Linked DNA regions of Mus musculus: region 1 is linked to region 2. A link is a contact called in ENCODE Hi-C or POLR2A ChIA-PET data. All regions are on one chromosome and are shown on one strand. The core of a region is the stretch at or near the end of the contact, and the rest is flanking DNA. Distances in the headings are between cores, read along the strand shown. Region 1 holds the start of Tars2 (threonyl-tRNA synthetase 2, mitochondrial (putative)). Region 2 holds the start of Mcl1 (myeloid cell leukemia sequence 1).

The links. A loop is a pair of places that touch in the nucleus more often than their neighbours do. ChIA-PET counts read pairs that join two places held with the same protein, here RNA polymerase II (POLR2A).
Region 1: POLR2A ChIA-PET joins it to region 2 with 20 read pairs in Patski. The contact joins the promoter of Tars2 here to the promoter of Mcl1 in region 2. A Hi-C loop is called at or near these places in 1 of 37 maps with a recorded cell type or tissue (adrenal gland). POLR2A ChIA-PET finds 5 or more read pairs at or near these places in 4 of 5 experiments (Patski and embryonic stem cell).

What each region holds. Positions count from the first base shown.
Region 1 is chr3:95,752,044-95,757,228 of GRCm38, reverse strand. Tars2 (threonyl-tRNA synthetase 2, mitochondrial (putative)) reads left to right here and starts at 2,252. Exons shown (of 18, transcript NM_027931.3): 1 at 2,252-2,471; 2 at 2,714-2,910; 3 at 4,099-4,222. The coding sequence starts at 2,391.
Region 2 is chr3:95,656,898-95,661,841 of GRCm38, reverse strand. It overlaps Mcl1 (myeloid cell leukemia sequence 1), which reads right to left and starts at 3,121. Exons shown (of 3, transcript NM_008562.3): 1 at 2,355-3,121; 2 at 1,834-2,081; 3 at 1-1,135. The coding sequence starts at 2,985. The coding sequence ends at 1,019.

The sequences.
Region 1 (5,185 bases), core at 1,003-3,502, 96 kb before region 2:
GGCCATGTGCTTCAGGAAGGAAAAGGAAAGAAATGCATGTTAGCAAGCATGACCCATTATGAGTCTGGCCTTAGAGAAGTGATGTGACTCTGAGCAACCCAGGCTGTGGCTTGGACAGACTAGGACTTGGCCTTGAGATAATTTTCCAGGGTTTAAAGGGAACATAAGAACACTACTGACAGAGTTGTTCTTGGAATAAGATGGAATTGTGAAATAGTGCCACATCTCGGGATCCTGGCAGGCAAGAGTGGGGTGAGCAAGAAAGTTGCAGAGGTGTTTTCCAGGTAGACTAAAAGCTTAATATCTCCTGAAGCCAAGGCATGTTCAAGGAGAACAAGTATGTATTGGCCTTAGATACCTGGCTTGCTACAGTGGGTGAGGGAATAACACAACATTCCTTCCACTGCAGGTTGCGTGATGTTGGTAGCTGGTCAGCATTAGCCCAGTGCATTGCACATAGTAAATGTTAAAGGATGCGTGTAAGAAGCTGTCATTCCCGGGTGGTATCTCCCTGTGATCCTAACAAAAGGACACTGTAGAATAATTTAAAAAGTAGTGACAAAAATCTCTACCTTTTGAAATTTACAGTCACTACATGATCAGTACATATTTAACATATATTTATTGAGCACCTCCTAGATTGTTGTCTGCAGTATGACGCTACCCTGCCTCTGTTATAGTGCCACAAAAAAATCTAGGTCTGCCATTGCCATTTTTTGTGAATGTTGCACTCTGACCACAAGAACACACACACACTATCTTCCTCCCCACAGCCTTGTCTCTTTCTTTGTATTTCAGGATGTCTAACATATCAGAAGATGGAGCCCCAGAGTGGCCTATGACTCAAGTCAGCTGCCCTCCTCAGGCAGAACGAACATTGGGCTTTGGAAGCCTAGGTTAAGCAGCTTGTTCTGACAACTCTTCCACAAGACCCCATGATCCCATCACCACTGCAATCTGGGAATGGACTAAGTGTCCCCACCCCCAGGTGAGGGACTACTTGAGTTAATAAGGGTGCTAATAAGTTCATTTCCCTTTATGCTTCTCCACACATCTGACCGTGTTTCTGTTTTTACTGTGTAAAGCTAATATGTCTAGCCCTGCATCTGAGATTTAATGGAGAGAGATCAAAGAAAGAATAAAGAAAGATGAAGGTGGGGTGCTGATGAGAGACCAAAGGCTTATGTAAGGAACAGAGAACAAGATGTTGGATGTCTCTAAGATGGTCAGGGAGTCTATTGGAAATAAACTATGGAAAGAACAAGGTATGCTGGAAGAGTGCACACTGCAGATTCATCGGCACGCATGTTTTTTACCTTAAACTACCTTCTGTAATCTTTGAATTCCACATCTGAGACCTGTAAGATGGCTCAGCAGATAACAGGTACTTACTGCCCAAGCCTGGCAACGTGACTTTGACCCCTAAGACCCATGTAAAGTGAAAGGACAGAAGTGGCCACAGAAAGGTAGCATGTGACCTACAAAACTGTGCCGCCCACGCCTTCAAAGATTCTTCACACACACGCAATAATGATTGATTGATTAAATTCCACATCTGTGACATTAAGAGGTCTCTAAAGTCCCTCCACCACGACTGCAAAGGAATGACCACCAAGATAGTCTTAGAGTTGTTACATTCAGTGGTAATAACAGTGTCTTGCAAGCCGGGCAGTGGGCGTGCACGCCTTTTATCCCAGCACTCGGGAGGCAGAGGCTGGTGGATTTCTGAGTGCTAGGCCAGCCTGGTCTACAGAGTGAGTTCCAGGACAGCCTAGGGGAAAAAGAGAACAAAAACAACAACAAAACCAGTGTCTTGCTGCTGGTGCTAATTATCATATACCAAGCACCGAGATGAGCAATTTACACAAAATGTACCTTCAGAATGGAACATATATTTTTATTCTTGTTTTATAGATTAAAAAATCGAGATTACAGAAAGTTTACTTAAAAAAAAAAAAACTACTTAATGCCAGATCCAGGATTTACACTAAATGTTTAGTTCCAGTGTCTGTACTTGTTTCTTGTCAGCTTTAAGAATGTTTAATAAATTTTATAATTAAAGGAAAATGACTAACTTCCACTTCCTGTTTTTCTCTCATTCTTGCCCCAGGAGGTATGCCCTGTCCTCAAAGTTGGATGCCTTCTTGTCACTTTGGGAACCCAGACTGCAGGTGTGTGCAACAGCTTCCACTTTCCGGTCAACCGGAACCTTTCCCAGAGCGGCTGCTGCTGTGTGGGTTCTACCTCAGCGGAGTTCCTGGGGGTGGTGCCCGGCCGGAATGGCGGCTATGTTATCCAATAGGAAAGGATATTACTGACTTAGAAGCCAATGAGGAGCCTGGTGAGGAAGAAGCGGTGATCGGAGCATGGAGGTACCGATTTGAGACAGCATGGGTCTCTGTCTGAGGTGGCGCCGGCTTGGGTTCCCACTCCCAGAGTTCCGCCGCTGCGAGCTCCACACCGTGCGTGAGGTACGCCAAGCTCCCAACCATTTAGCCCAGCGGAGTCCAAGGGGGCAGGCTGTCCAGCCCCTCCTGGACCCTGCTGCCCCACTCGGAAATGTGCGGTTCCTTTGAATCCCCAAATTAAGACCTAGTGTCACCCAGTTTCCACCTTAAAACCAATGCTTCTTAAACACCCATAACCCCTACGACCCCATTCCGGAGTAGTGGAAATAAGCCCGCGATACCTCCTAACGTGCCTTTTCCTCCAGGCCTCTGCACCAACTCCTCCACATTGGTTGGCAGAACGATTTGGCCTTTTTGAGGAGCTATGGACCGCTCACGTGAAAAAGTTAGCAAGTATGACACAGAAGAAAGCCCGGGCTATTAAGATATCACTTCCTGAAGGCCAGAAGGTAGATGCTGTTGCATGGAACACAACCCCTTACCAACTGGCCCATCAGATCAGGTATCAAGCCAGCCTTTCTACCTACAAGAATTATTTTTCTGTCCTTTTCTGCACCCGGTCAGAAAATGAAAGCATCTTTTTGTTTCTCTTTGGTTTTTCGAGACAGGGTTTCTCTGTGTAGCCCTGGCTGTCCTGGAACTCACTCTGTAGACCAGGCTGACCTCAAACTCAGAAATCCGCCTGCCTCTGTCTCCCAAGTGCTGGGATTAAAGGCATGCGCCACCATTGTCCCGCTACATTTTTTCTTTTTCTTTGTTTCCCATCAGAAAGGTGTAGTCTTTGGGCAGGGAGGGGGTTAGGGTTGGGGGGGGGGGTCAGTCAGTCATTTAATTGATTACCACACAAGCATAAGGACCTGAAATATGAATTTGTGGAAGGAAACTGACTCCTAAAAATTGTCCTCTGACCCCCCCCCCACACACACACACACACTGTAGCATGTGTGCCCCACCCATAAATAAATGAAATAATAGTTTCAGGTTAAAAATAAAAAGGGTGTGGTGACATGTGCGTGTAATCTGGTCAGCCAACCTAGCCTGCTGGCGATGCTCTTTGCCAAAGAAAGACCCTCTTCTAAAGGCATGATTGTTGACTCCCGAGGAAGAATGCACACCTACTCCCCCAGAAAAGCATCTTGTTAAAAGAAAAAAAAAAAAAAAAAGGCTGGGCGTGGTGGCACACGACTTTAGTCCCAGCACTTGGGAGGCAGAGGCAGAGGCAGAGGCAGGGGGATTTCTGAGTTCGAGGCCAGCCTGGTCTACAAAGTGAGTTCCAGGACAGCCAGGGATACACAGAGAAACCCTGTCTCCCATGTGCTAAGATTGCAGGTGTGAACCCCTACGCTCAGATAGTCCTTCTTGCCAAGCATAGTGCTACAGGCCTGTAATCTTAGCATTCAGAAAGTGGAGGTCAAAGATTCAGAATTCAGGGCCAGCCTGGGCCAAACAGCAAGACCTGTCTTTAAAATAGAGGGTAGGATGAGGACTTTTTTTTTATAAGGATTTGTCTTTATAGTTTCAGAATTTCTGCCCTTCCCAATGTAGTGGATACATTGGGAAAAGAAACAGCAGATCTTTACTGCTCTGGAAACTTCACTCAGCAAATTAGAGTTGCTGAGAAAAGTCAGCCTCCTGCCCTGGGGATTGTAACAACTCTGTCTTCATTCCCACTACCCTCCTACTGCTACAGTGTAACACTGGCTGATACTGCAGTGGCTGCTGAAGTAAATGGAGAACTTTACGATCTGGACCGACCCTTGGAGACAGATTGTCACCTCAGATTTCTGACATTTGATTCCCCAGAGGGCAAAGCGGTAAGTTTCTCCCATATGGTGAGCACAGTGCCTAATTATCTGAGTGATCTTTAAACAGGAAAATGTAATTGTTCTTTTGCTTCACTTTCTCAATTCAAAAGTGGGGAGGAGACTGATCACAGACTAATTATTCCTGTGGAACCTGGAAAGTCTTCATGAAGGCTTTTATTTAGCATTGGTCTATAAAGCAAATACCTTGTGTGCTTGTGAAAGGGGGAGAAAAGGCTGAGAAATAGGATAACCTATTCAACCTCTTGTGCACACAGTGTAAGTCATCCGTGATGTCTGCCTAGTTCTCATGGGTTCCATAACGGAGCACAAAAGCCAGGGCCTTCCACTTTGTTTGTTATTAGAGTTCAGAAAAATATATTTATCATCTAAATGTGACTAGTGAACCAACCCAAGAATAGTTCCATCCCAGCAGATCCCAGGAACAGAAAATAATGGCACTAAGCAAAACAGACTGCTAGGACAGCTACTGGGTGGGGCCCCGGTGTGTAGCAACAACACACACAGCAGTATTAAAGAACTGTGGGTTGGTTTTGTTGTTCTGTTTTGTATTTTTAGGACAGTGTCTGGCTATGTAGCCCAGGTTCAGGCTCCAGCAAGAGCTTTCCCTCCAGCCAGCACATGTTTTATACGTAGTATATACCGAAGCCCTGAAGCTTACAGGAGCAACAAAGGCCACCGACCTGGCCTCCTGGTCCAGGAAACACTGAGGATGTGTAGGGTGGACCCACACTTCCACTCAGTAGCAGAAGAAACAATACTGACCCTCTGCTTTCTTTAAATGTTTTTTATTTGGGGCTGGAGAGATGACTCAGCAGTTAAGAGCACTAGCTGTTCCTCTAAATAACCAGGATTCAATTCCCAGCACCCACATGACGGCTTCTAACTGTCTGAAACTCCAATTCCAGGAAACCCATGACAGCAGGCATGCATGTGGTGCACATACCTGCGCAG
Region 2 (4,944 bases), core at 1,872-4,371:
TGCTTTACCATTTACAATTTTGTAAGTCAACAGGGGATCAAATGTCTTACATCTATCTACCTGTGATCTTTAAATACAAAAAAAAAAGATTGGATAATTAACCCTGCATAGTTATAAATCTATAACCAGTCCACACACACAACAGGCTCTGCATATACACTAGAACGGATGACAAAGTCTTAAAAAGCTGTAAGAAATACATTTCTAACTAGAGAAGCTGCAAATTTCAAAAGGGTATGGAAAAAAACTAAATCCAAGACTTCCCTCTTATGTTCAAAGAAATAGACTTTCTGTAAAAATATATACAATTTTTACAGACAAATACATTTCATAAATTTTCTTAAAAATCGAGGCTGTTCAGTTTTGTAACTAATTAGTGAACCTTAAGTCAAGTACTTTTTGGCCATCACTAGGCTAATAAACTTAAGAATCATCCAAACCAAGCCAAAGTAGACAGGGCTAAAAGTCCTGAGCACTTGGGACTTTGTCAAGCACACCCTGGACTGCTCAGAGGCCTCCCTTCACATTCCTGTACAGCACTGCAGCTTCTAGTCATCGTTTGGTGACTTGTAGGTTACAAATCCATTTTACACAAGTCACCAACGTTGTTAATTAGGGCTTCTCTCTCAACACTCTGAGCAGAGTAATGGATATTTATTGAGCTTTGTGACTAGCCTGATGACTGGCCCCTCTTCCATCTCTAGATAGGAAATCAAACCTTTCCATCCACCCCTTTCATTCATTCTAGAAGTCCTTCTCCATGGCCTCTCAGTGTTTGCTGAGAGGGAACTTTGCTTCATTCAGACAGTGACTCTTCCAGGGGGAGCACTTTTCCCATGTATTTATTCTTGTTAGCCACAATCCTGTAGCCACTTTCTTTTTGCTATGTTGCTACAGTAGAACTGGACTGTTAAAATCCTGGGCAGCTTCAAGTCCACCTTCATAAATACACATGTTTTCACAGATGCATGTAGTTTGGTGGCTGGAGCTTTAAGAGTCCCCTATTGCACTCACAAGGCTATCTTATTAGATATGCCAGACCAGCCCCTACTCCAGCAACACCCGCAAAAGCCAGCAGCACATTTCTGATGCCGCCTTCTAGGTCCTGTACGTGGAAGAACTCCACAAACCCATCCTAGAAAACAAAAAAGAAAAGCACATTTTCAAGTATGGGTTTCTGCTGTTGTAACACTACATACAGAGAAACGGTGAATTAAAATATCCCCCAAACAATGGTGAACCAATTACCTACTTCTGGGATGCAAGAGACACTTCTGGAGTTCTTTCCAGTGAGTAACCACACAACAGTTACCTTACAGCAGTTGTATTGCACCTCAATTATTTTTGCACAGACTGAGCAGGGCCCATAACCAACCACTCTTTGGATCCATCCCCATGTAGTATTTCTCCCATGGGTATTTCCTAATGAGAATGAGTGCACCTTACACCAGAGCTGGTGTATTTGGGTATTAACTTCTAAAATGCAGGCTCTACCCCTTATCCATTTGATTAAAATGAGGGGGATGTAATTTAGTCATCACAGGTGACTCTTACTTCTTCACGGTTTGAATCCACTGCTCTGAAGATTATCCAACTGAATTAGAAGTACAACCTACAGAATACAAGACCTTTTGGTACAATTCAAGACCGTCATAATGAGTTTTTCTCTGGACCTACCACCTACAACGACCAACATCATGCAACAAGAGATACATAAATTAAATCTGAAACCGGAGAGAAACTTTGTAAAAACCCTCTAGGTGCCTTCTCCTTCACAAAATCCTGCACCCCATTTCCACTCCACGGTCCCTTTATATCACAAGACGAACTTACCCAGCCTCTTTGTTTGACAAGCCAGTCCCGTTTCGTCCTTACAAGAACATCTGTGATAGTTTCTGCTAATGGTTCGATGAAGCTTTCTTGGTTTACGCTCTTTAAGTGTTTGGCCACAAAGGCACCGAAAGAAATAAGAGTCACAATCCTGCCCCAGTTTGTTACGCCATCTTTGAAAACATGGACCATTACTCGAGAAAAAGATTTAACATCGCCTTCGTTTTTAATGTCCAGTTTCCGGAGCATGCCTGAGAAGAAAAGCAAGAAACCTCATGGCCTCCTTTGTCTGCAGCGGGGCACTACCCTTCTGCCCACCCACGACGAGGGGACCGTGCTCTCCCGGCTCTAGAGCAGTCAGGCAGACCCCACGCCGACAGTGACATCCCACCCTTTCCGGTCTTTGAACCCAACAGCCAGATGGGCGGAAACAATGACTCACAGCCAGAAAATTCTGGTTGCAGAGCCAGGCTCCGGCTCTTCCCTCTTCCCGCACGGCCCGGCCCGGCCCGGGCGCCGCTTACCCTGGAAGGCCGTCTCGTGGTTGCGCTGCACGCCGTCGCCCACGCGCCGCAGGGTCTCCAGCGCTCTCCGGCCCGCCGCGCCCGCCTCGCCCAGAGGCTTCGAGTCCTTGGAGCCGGTCGCCTGCTCCCGCAAGTAGCGCGAGATGATCTCCAGCGACTGGCGGTATAGGTCGTCCTCTTCCTCCTCGGGCGGCGGCGGCGTGGAGGGCAGAGAGCCGTCGGCCCCGGAGCTCTTGGCCGCCTCGCTCACGCGCTCCAGGAGGGGCAGCACGGCCGGGCGCTTGCCGATGGCCTCCGGCTCGCAGCCGTCCAGTTCCTCCTCCGGAGACACGATGGCGGCGGCGGCCGACGCGGCCATCTCCTCGGGCGGCACGGCGAGGAGGCCGGGCGACTTATGCAGCCGCCTTTCGGCCGACGCGGTGACGTCGGGGTCCTCGGCGCCCACGGGCGGCGGCCGGGCGACCACCCGCGCGCCGGGCAGCAGGGCGGCCTCCCCTCCCCCCTCGCGCCGCGCCTTGGCCTCCTCGGCCACCAGGCGCGCCCCTGCCGGAGAACCGCCGCCCGCGCCGAGGCTGGCGCCGCCGCAGTACAGGTTCAAGCCGATGACCGCGTTTCTCCGCAGGCCAAACATGGTCGGACGCCGCAGGCTGAGGGGAAGGAGCGGGGAAGGCCGCGACTCCAGACCGGAGGCAGGCGGAAGTCAGGAGTGAGGAAGGCCGTTCCCTGCCGCCGCCTTAGGGCCGTGCTGACGCAGGCGAGGACTTCCCGTAAAAGGGGAAAGGGGCGGGCGTTTCCGGAGGGCTGGCCCGGCCACTCCGCGCCTCTTCCGGCCGGAGCGCTCTCGCGGCTTCCGCGGCTACGGTTGGCGGAGCGCGGTACCTGGCCTTGGCTCGCGGACGGATTGTGCTTTTTTGTCCGGTACAACTCTCAGCCCGGCTGGCCAAGTGCTTGGCTTCCCGGGGAATGGTTCCTGCTCGGGAACGCCTGCTGATCTGTGTCGGTTTTTGAATTTCAAGCTGCCCTGGAACTCTGCATAGCCCAGGCTGGTCCTAACGTTAGGCAGTCCTGCCTTAGCCTTTCTCGTTGCACTACCTGCTGTGTTTTTATAACATACCAGTCTTAAACACTTTTTTGTTTGTGTGTATTTGTGGTTGTGTGCCTGCCTCCAGGTGGGTGCTGGGAGTTAAACCCTGGAAGAGCAAACCAGGGAGGGCATCTCCAGTCTCATACACAAAGGAATATTAACCATTGATTTGCTTAAAAGTTAGGGGGAGTCCTGCTCTGTCATTTTTCTACTGTGAGCCCTCACTCCCTGTGTTCCAAAATGACTTTCCGTTCCGGTTTTTTTTGTTTTTTGTTTTTTGTTTTTGTTTTTTTGTTTTTCGAGACAGGGTTTCTCTGTGTAGCCCTGGCTGCACTGGAACTCACTCTGTAGATCAGGCTGGCCTCAAACTCAGAAATCCTCCTGCCTCTGCCTCCCGAGTGCTGGAATTAAAGGCGTGCCCCACACTGCCTGGCCAAAATGACTTTTCATGGACAGCTATTAAGGGGTTATTTATGTGGAGCCTGTGAAAGATTCAACTGGTGAAAGGCTCCTGAAACCCAGCCCTAAAGACCTGAGTTCAATACACAGAACCCACCTAACAATGAAGGAGTGAGACCACTTTCCAGAGTTGACCTCTGGCTGCCAGAAGAGCCTAGCTCCCTACCCTATCCCCAAACAGTAAAAGTCTAAAATATGAGCCATTTATGGTGGCTAGGCCTATAGCTCAATTGGCAGAAGAGCTTGCCCAGGCCTGGGGAGGCAGAGGCAAGAGACTCAATTTAAAACTCATTTTTGGCTACATGATGAGCCTGCTGTCTAAAATGAACAAAGGATGGTTACGGGAGTAACTCAGTTGGTAGAGAATTTGCCTACCCTTGTAGAAGTCCTGGGTTGATCCCCAGCACCATATAAAACGGTGAAGATCTTTGGTGGACTGGTTAGACTTAATATCAACTTGACACAAGCTGGAATTCCATGGACTGGCGGTCCTGGGTTCTGTAAGAAAACAGGCTGAGCAAGCCATGGGAAACAAGCCAGTTAGCAGCTCCTGCCCATGGCCTCTGCCTCTAGGTTCCTGCCCCGTTTGAGTTCCTGTCCTGATGTCCTTCAGTGATGAACAGTAATGTGGAAGCAAGCTAAGCCCAATGAACCCTTTTCTCCCAAGCTGCTTTTGGTTGTGGTGCTTTGCCATAGCAACAGAGACCCAAACTAAGACACTTGGTCTACATAGGAAGCGCCCATCAGCCAGGGTTAAAAGGTTGAGACCCTGTCTCAAACCAGATAGATAGATAGATAGATAGATAGATAGATAAGTAAGTGGCAAGCTGGAAATGTGGCTTACTTGGAGAATGCTTGCCTAACATAAAACCTTGGGTTTAAAACCCTGTAAATTGGCTGCATACCTTCAGTTCCAGAACTTGGGAGGCTCAAAACAAAAGACATGGGGAGATAGATGATGGTCCAGCAAGTAAAGACAATTGCTGCCAAACCCTGGAACCCATGTGCTGGAAGGGAAAGAAACGGGCTCCTAACCACTGTTCCTGA